2 separate regions of the Homo sapiens genome follow, and region 2 is linked to region 1. A link is an interaction called in ENCODE POLR2A ChIA-PET data of the cell type or tissue named here. Cell type or tissue: K562. All regions are shown on one strand.

Region 1 (2,500 bases):
AGGACTTGAGGCAGGAGAATGGCGTGAACCCGGGAGGTGGAACTTGCAGTGAGCCGAGATCGCATCACTGCACTCCAGCCTGGGCGACAGAGCAGGACTCTGTCTCAAAAAAAAAAAAAAAAAAAAAAAAAAAGTTAAATATTGTATTGGAAGGGCTTGAGCAAATGCCTTTCTACTGAAATAAACCTCAAGTTACAATGCCCTAACAGACCAGCTTACAGGCAGTCAAAACTAAAACAGTCGGATGTGTGGCACTGAGCTGGTTTTGCGTAGCCTGGCTTTGAATTAGGTCTGCATAATCGTGGTCAAAGAAGTTGAAATCTTAACATTGGGCCTTGTGGGGTGGGAAGGCAATCTGAGAGGAAGAAAGCTGGAAAGCTGTTGTGCTCCCTGAGTGGGCCTTGCTGCTGCTACAGGGGTAGTATGGGGTGAGCTTCCTCATACCTGCGGCAGAGACTCCAGTGACAAGAGACAGCAGTAACTTCAGCAAGACAGTGCTAGTAAGATTATGCCTGGCGCTGAAATGCAGACTGCGGCAGATGCATTTTGATGTTTTTCTGACACACAGAATTTCCAATAGTGCATCACTACCCGCAGCAGGTTTAGAGAGAAAGGTGATAGTGCCCCATTCCTCCCCACCATCCCTGCTTTTATAATGGTGATGGGGAAGAGTTATTCCAGAACTGGACTGAAAGTTGCACTGCCTGGGGGGAGGAGCATTGGGGACAGTATTCCCTGGAGGGCATGTTGCAAGTAAGATACTGTTCGTATGGGTGCTTAGAGAGGACATTATTCCTTCAGGTGGACCCTCCTAGAACGTAAGATGGAGGTCTGTGCTTGTCATTTTGCTTTGTTGGTTTTTCTTGCTTATGCTTTGTTCTAGGAGAAAGAAACTGCAAAAACAAGCAGAAAAGGTTTTCAGTATTTGTCACAACTTGATATTTATATGTTTTTCTTTCTAGTAGCAAGTTAAAATTAACTATGATTCAAATGAACAACAAAGGATAGGGGGAAAACTGGAGCTGATCCAGTAAGGACCTCTGAATGAATACAGACTACAAGAAGTCTGATTGGGAAAGTGAAGGCTTTTGTAATATTACTCTCATTTTTACTCCATATACACACTTCTGTTACACACACACACACACTCTCTCTGTCTGTCTTTCTCTCTTACATTTTCCTACTCCTTCTTGTTTGTAAATATTTCCACCCACATACCCAACTTTGAAGTCCAGGCTGAATGAAATAGGGTATCTAAACCCAGTTCTCTTACCTTTACTCTTTAAGATAGTAAAGTTAGGCTATCATGCTTAGTAGCAGAGGGCCTCTGTAGTGTTAAGAGATGTCAGGAAACGCAGCCTTACAGATGGTTGTCTTGATACTGAGTTACCCGTCCAAGCCCTCAAGGAATCGAGTCATAGATCTAAGTACTGAAACACTGCTTCCAGCCTTTTCACTTCACAGGAGATAAAGTTAGGAATGGCCGTTATTACCAGCTTTGTCGTAGAAATCCTCTATTTGGAGACTACTTGGTTGTTAATATTCTGTCTTGTAACAATAGATATGTGTTTGTTAATTTAGACCAATAACATTACATTACAGACTTTAACCTTGTAACCATTTAATGAAGTTTAAAAAACCTTGCTGAAATACACCTCAGTAACATTAGTACAGTGCTGAGTTGCATGATTAAAATTAATTGGCAGTAAATAAAATGGAATTGATAGTAAATAAAATGAAAATTTACTTCCTCGGTTGCACCAAGCACATGTCAGTGAGCGTAGTAGCCACATAGGCTACTGGCTGTCATTTTGAACAGCACAGATTATATAGAGTATTTCCATTATCAGAGGAAGTTCTACTGGACATGTTAGGATTGCGCCCTTCATTTCTTCCCAAGTAAGAATTTATAATTTTTGCTTTGCGTTACTTACAAGAAAGATAATACTTGGAAGTATAAGTAATATTTGTTTGCAGTTTGTATTTTGTCTTTCATTGAAACAATTAAAAACACCTGAAGAATTGGCTTCAAAAACAGTTCAAAAATACTACAAAAGAGAAAATAGAAATTTAGAAGTATAGAACATGGTTGCTTCTTTTATCTGAATAAAACAGCAATGGGCAAGGTGCCGTGGCACATGCTGTAGTCTCAGCTCCTTGGGCGTCTGAGGCAGGAGGATTTCTTGAGCCCAGGAGTCAAGGCTGTAGTGCGCCATGATCACATCTGTGAATAGCCACTGCTCTCCTGGGCAACATAGTAAGACCCAGTCTCTAAAAAACAAACAAAAATTTATTAAAACAATCACAAATTATAGAAGAACAAAAGGTTATATGACTTTTATGTGTATATACATATGTATTTATGTATTAACATGTATGTTGCATGGATGTTGGAACCAGAATTGAGAAATATCAAAACACTCTAATCTAATAGCAACAGCAGTAAATACTAATTTGTGTACTTTTTCTTATGAAAACTTTCATTCATACAGAAAAAGAG
Region 2 (2,500 bases), 85 kb before region 1:
GCTGGCTTCTGACCCCACAGGCATGCTATCTCCTACATGGTTTTGTTATAAGCTCCTTTTCAGCATTTTGTTGTCAGAGTGTTTGCAAATGAAGAATAAAAGGACTTTACAGCTGAGGGTAGTTCCCTGACTACCATACTGTCACCCTGGCCACAAGAAGTCTAATGACAGCTTTGAGCTACAGGCATGCAAGCTCAGAACTTAAAATTCTTTTATTTTATCAGCTCTCTTTAGGGAAAGAAATCCTTCTAATCTCCTATAAAGAATTCTCAGTGGACATCAGCTGGAAAAACTGGCAAATGCTACTTTTATGGCTTCGATTTCTCTTGTTTCTCCAAATGTCTCTATTGCATGGGCTTTTGCATAAAACAATGTTTGGCAGGACCAGAGGTTTTCAGCAGTATCAATTGCACTAGGCTATAGTGGGTCTTCATCACCGTGAAACTGGGGCATTTACAGCCCAGCAACACTAAGTCTTGTTTAATGCAGCTCAGAATTCTCAGAGAGGCTGGAAAGTCACACAGGTGTCAGTCATTCATAGTGGCTTCATGGTACCTCGTATATCATTTAGTGTCCAGCCAAGATACTGAAGCCACACCAGCTATTTTAACAGAGACCTTTTAGCATAAAGACCCGTTAACTAGAAATTGAGGAACTGAAAAGGCAAAAAGGGAACACTAAGATATCACAGAGGTAGCAGGAAGCAGCTGCCTCCCCTACGACTAGAGGTAGAGATTATTAAAGCTTAGAAGCTTGAAGAAGAGGCCCCACAGTGCTGGGATGCAGACTTCTGAGGAGGGACACCAGCTGGCTGGTGCAGGCATCTCTCACAGGGTGAGATGAAGCTGGTTCTGAGTGCTGGAAAAGCTGCAAACTAGGTCCGGCTGTTACTACTGCAATGAACTGCTGCTGTCTGCATGAAGAGATGAGGCTGGAGTGACACTGCAGGAACAGGAAGCAAACTGGAAGGAAACAGGAAGGAGCCAGGTCCCCCTTTCCACCTCCAAAGCACAACTTCCCTCTAGCACCGCCTATTGGCAGAGTTGATCAGAGAAGCCACTGGAAAGGTAAAGTGTGGTTTGCAGAGTCCCAGCCCCAGCAACACAAAACCACACAGAAGTGGGTTTGAAGTTGACAGACAATCGCCTAATAACTGGCATCTTTAGCAAGATTTTAAAAATAAATTTGACACCAAAAACAAAAAAAAAATTATAGCAGTAAAAGACACTCATGTGGGAAAATGTTTTGAATTTAACCACTTGCTTTTTATATTAAGCCATTGCTTTGGTATTGGGAGAAGGAAAAGTGTTACATTATTATTGGAAACCCTGAATTCAAGTAATGCAAATCTGTCTTCGAGTTCATTTAACAAAGTGACATTTAAATTACTAAGAAGAATGGAATAAACTCTATGTTATTTGCACTCTCCCAATACACTGGGATGAAATTGTCCTGGGATCAGCAACTGATTAAGCTGATTATATACTTCATACATGGAGGATGTGGTTTTCAACCGGCCACAATCAAAATACAATTTACTTCTGTTAGTATAATAATGTAGATGCTATAAAAGGCATCTCTCGGTAAGTGTTTTTCATGTACATTTCTGCTACTATTAGCAGGGTATTTTCACAGCCTCGCTCTATCTTCTCCTTCCTTTTAACTCCAAACTCTAACCGTAGAATTTTTCAGACTTCTCAGAATAGATACAGCAAGGGAACCCTGACACATGGTGAGGAGGAAGGGGGCCACACTGGGGGCTGCTGGGAAAATAGGCATACATATGCTGGCATGGAAAATGGCACTCAAAGATGGGTGGCTCATGAAAAGGTGTAAGGCAAAAGGTAAGCCAGGCTAACAGAGCAGTTGGAAGCAGTGCCAATAGAAAGGGATCTACCAACAAAATAAAAGGCATTGTCTGTGTGCACCTGTTCTGAAAAGAAATAATCATGAGGGCAATGGTTCCCATGAACAATGGCTTATCCAAAAGGAAGGAGCTTATTTCCTTACTCACTATTTGGATGACCAGACTGATGCCTGGTGTCTCTCCTCTAATTAGCATGCTAGCAATGAATGTACTGCATACCTCCTCAGCCAAATTCTGTAGAGGAGATGCTGCAGGAACTTATGAAGTTCCTGACTCACTTCTATTCTGACTCACTTCTAGTTGGTCATGCCTAAACATATGTGTAGCCCTAAGCCTTCTCTCCATTTCTACAGCAACACCTCCATCCATGCTGTCATGATTCTTGCCTGGACTTCTGCAGTCATCCTTCACCTGGTTGTATTAGTTAGGGTCTTCCAGAGAAACAGAATCAATAGAAGATGTATATATGTCTCTCGCTATATCCATCTGTCTATCTATCTATCTATATGTCTCTCTCTTTGTGTGTGTGCATGTGTGTGTATGTATATATATATATATATATATGGAGAGAGAGAGAGAGGAGATGTTTATCTATTTCTACATATATAGAGAGACATAGAGGATTATATATAT

The links. Peaks named below come from ENCODE experiments on the same cell type or tissue, not always from the same donor. Only the 100,000 strongest peaks of a DNase experiment are listed, where the experiment ranks them.
Region 2: POLR2A ChIA-PET joins it to region 1 with 5 read pairs; 1 of 35 experiments calls an interaction of 5 or more read pairs at or near these places.

Annotation. Positions count from the first base shown.
Region 1 is chr2:105,061,004-105,063,503 of GRCh38, forward strand. All of the region lies in intron 2 of MRPS9 (mitochondrial ribosomal protein S9), which reads left to right. Among named protein-coding and RNA genes, the nearest start is that of MRPS9-AS2, 24 kb to the left of the region's middle. In K562, no CTCF peak of the experiment used is centred here; a DNase peak (open chromatin) is centred at 1,378.
Region 2 is chr2:104,976,013-104,978,512 of GRCh38, forward strand. The region is part of intron 1 of MRPS9-AS2 (MRPS9 antisense RNA 2); the gene reads right to left. Among named protein-coding and RNA genes, the nearest start is that of MRPS9, 61 kb to the right of the region's middle. RefSeq lists an enhancer at 859-1,153. In K562, a CTCF peak has its summit at 1,026; a DNase peak (open chromatin) is centred at 989.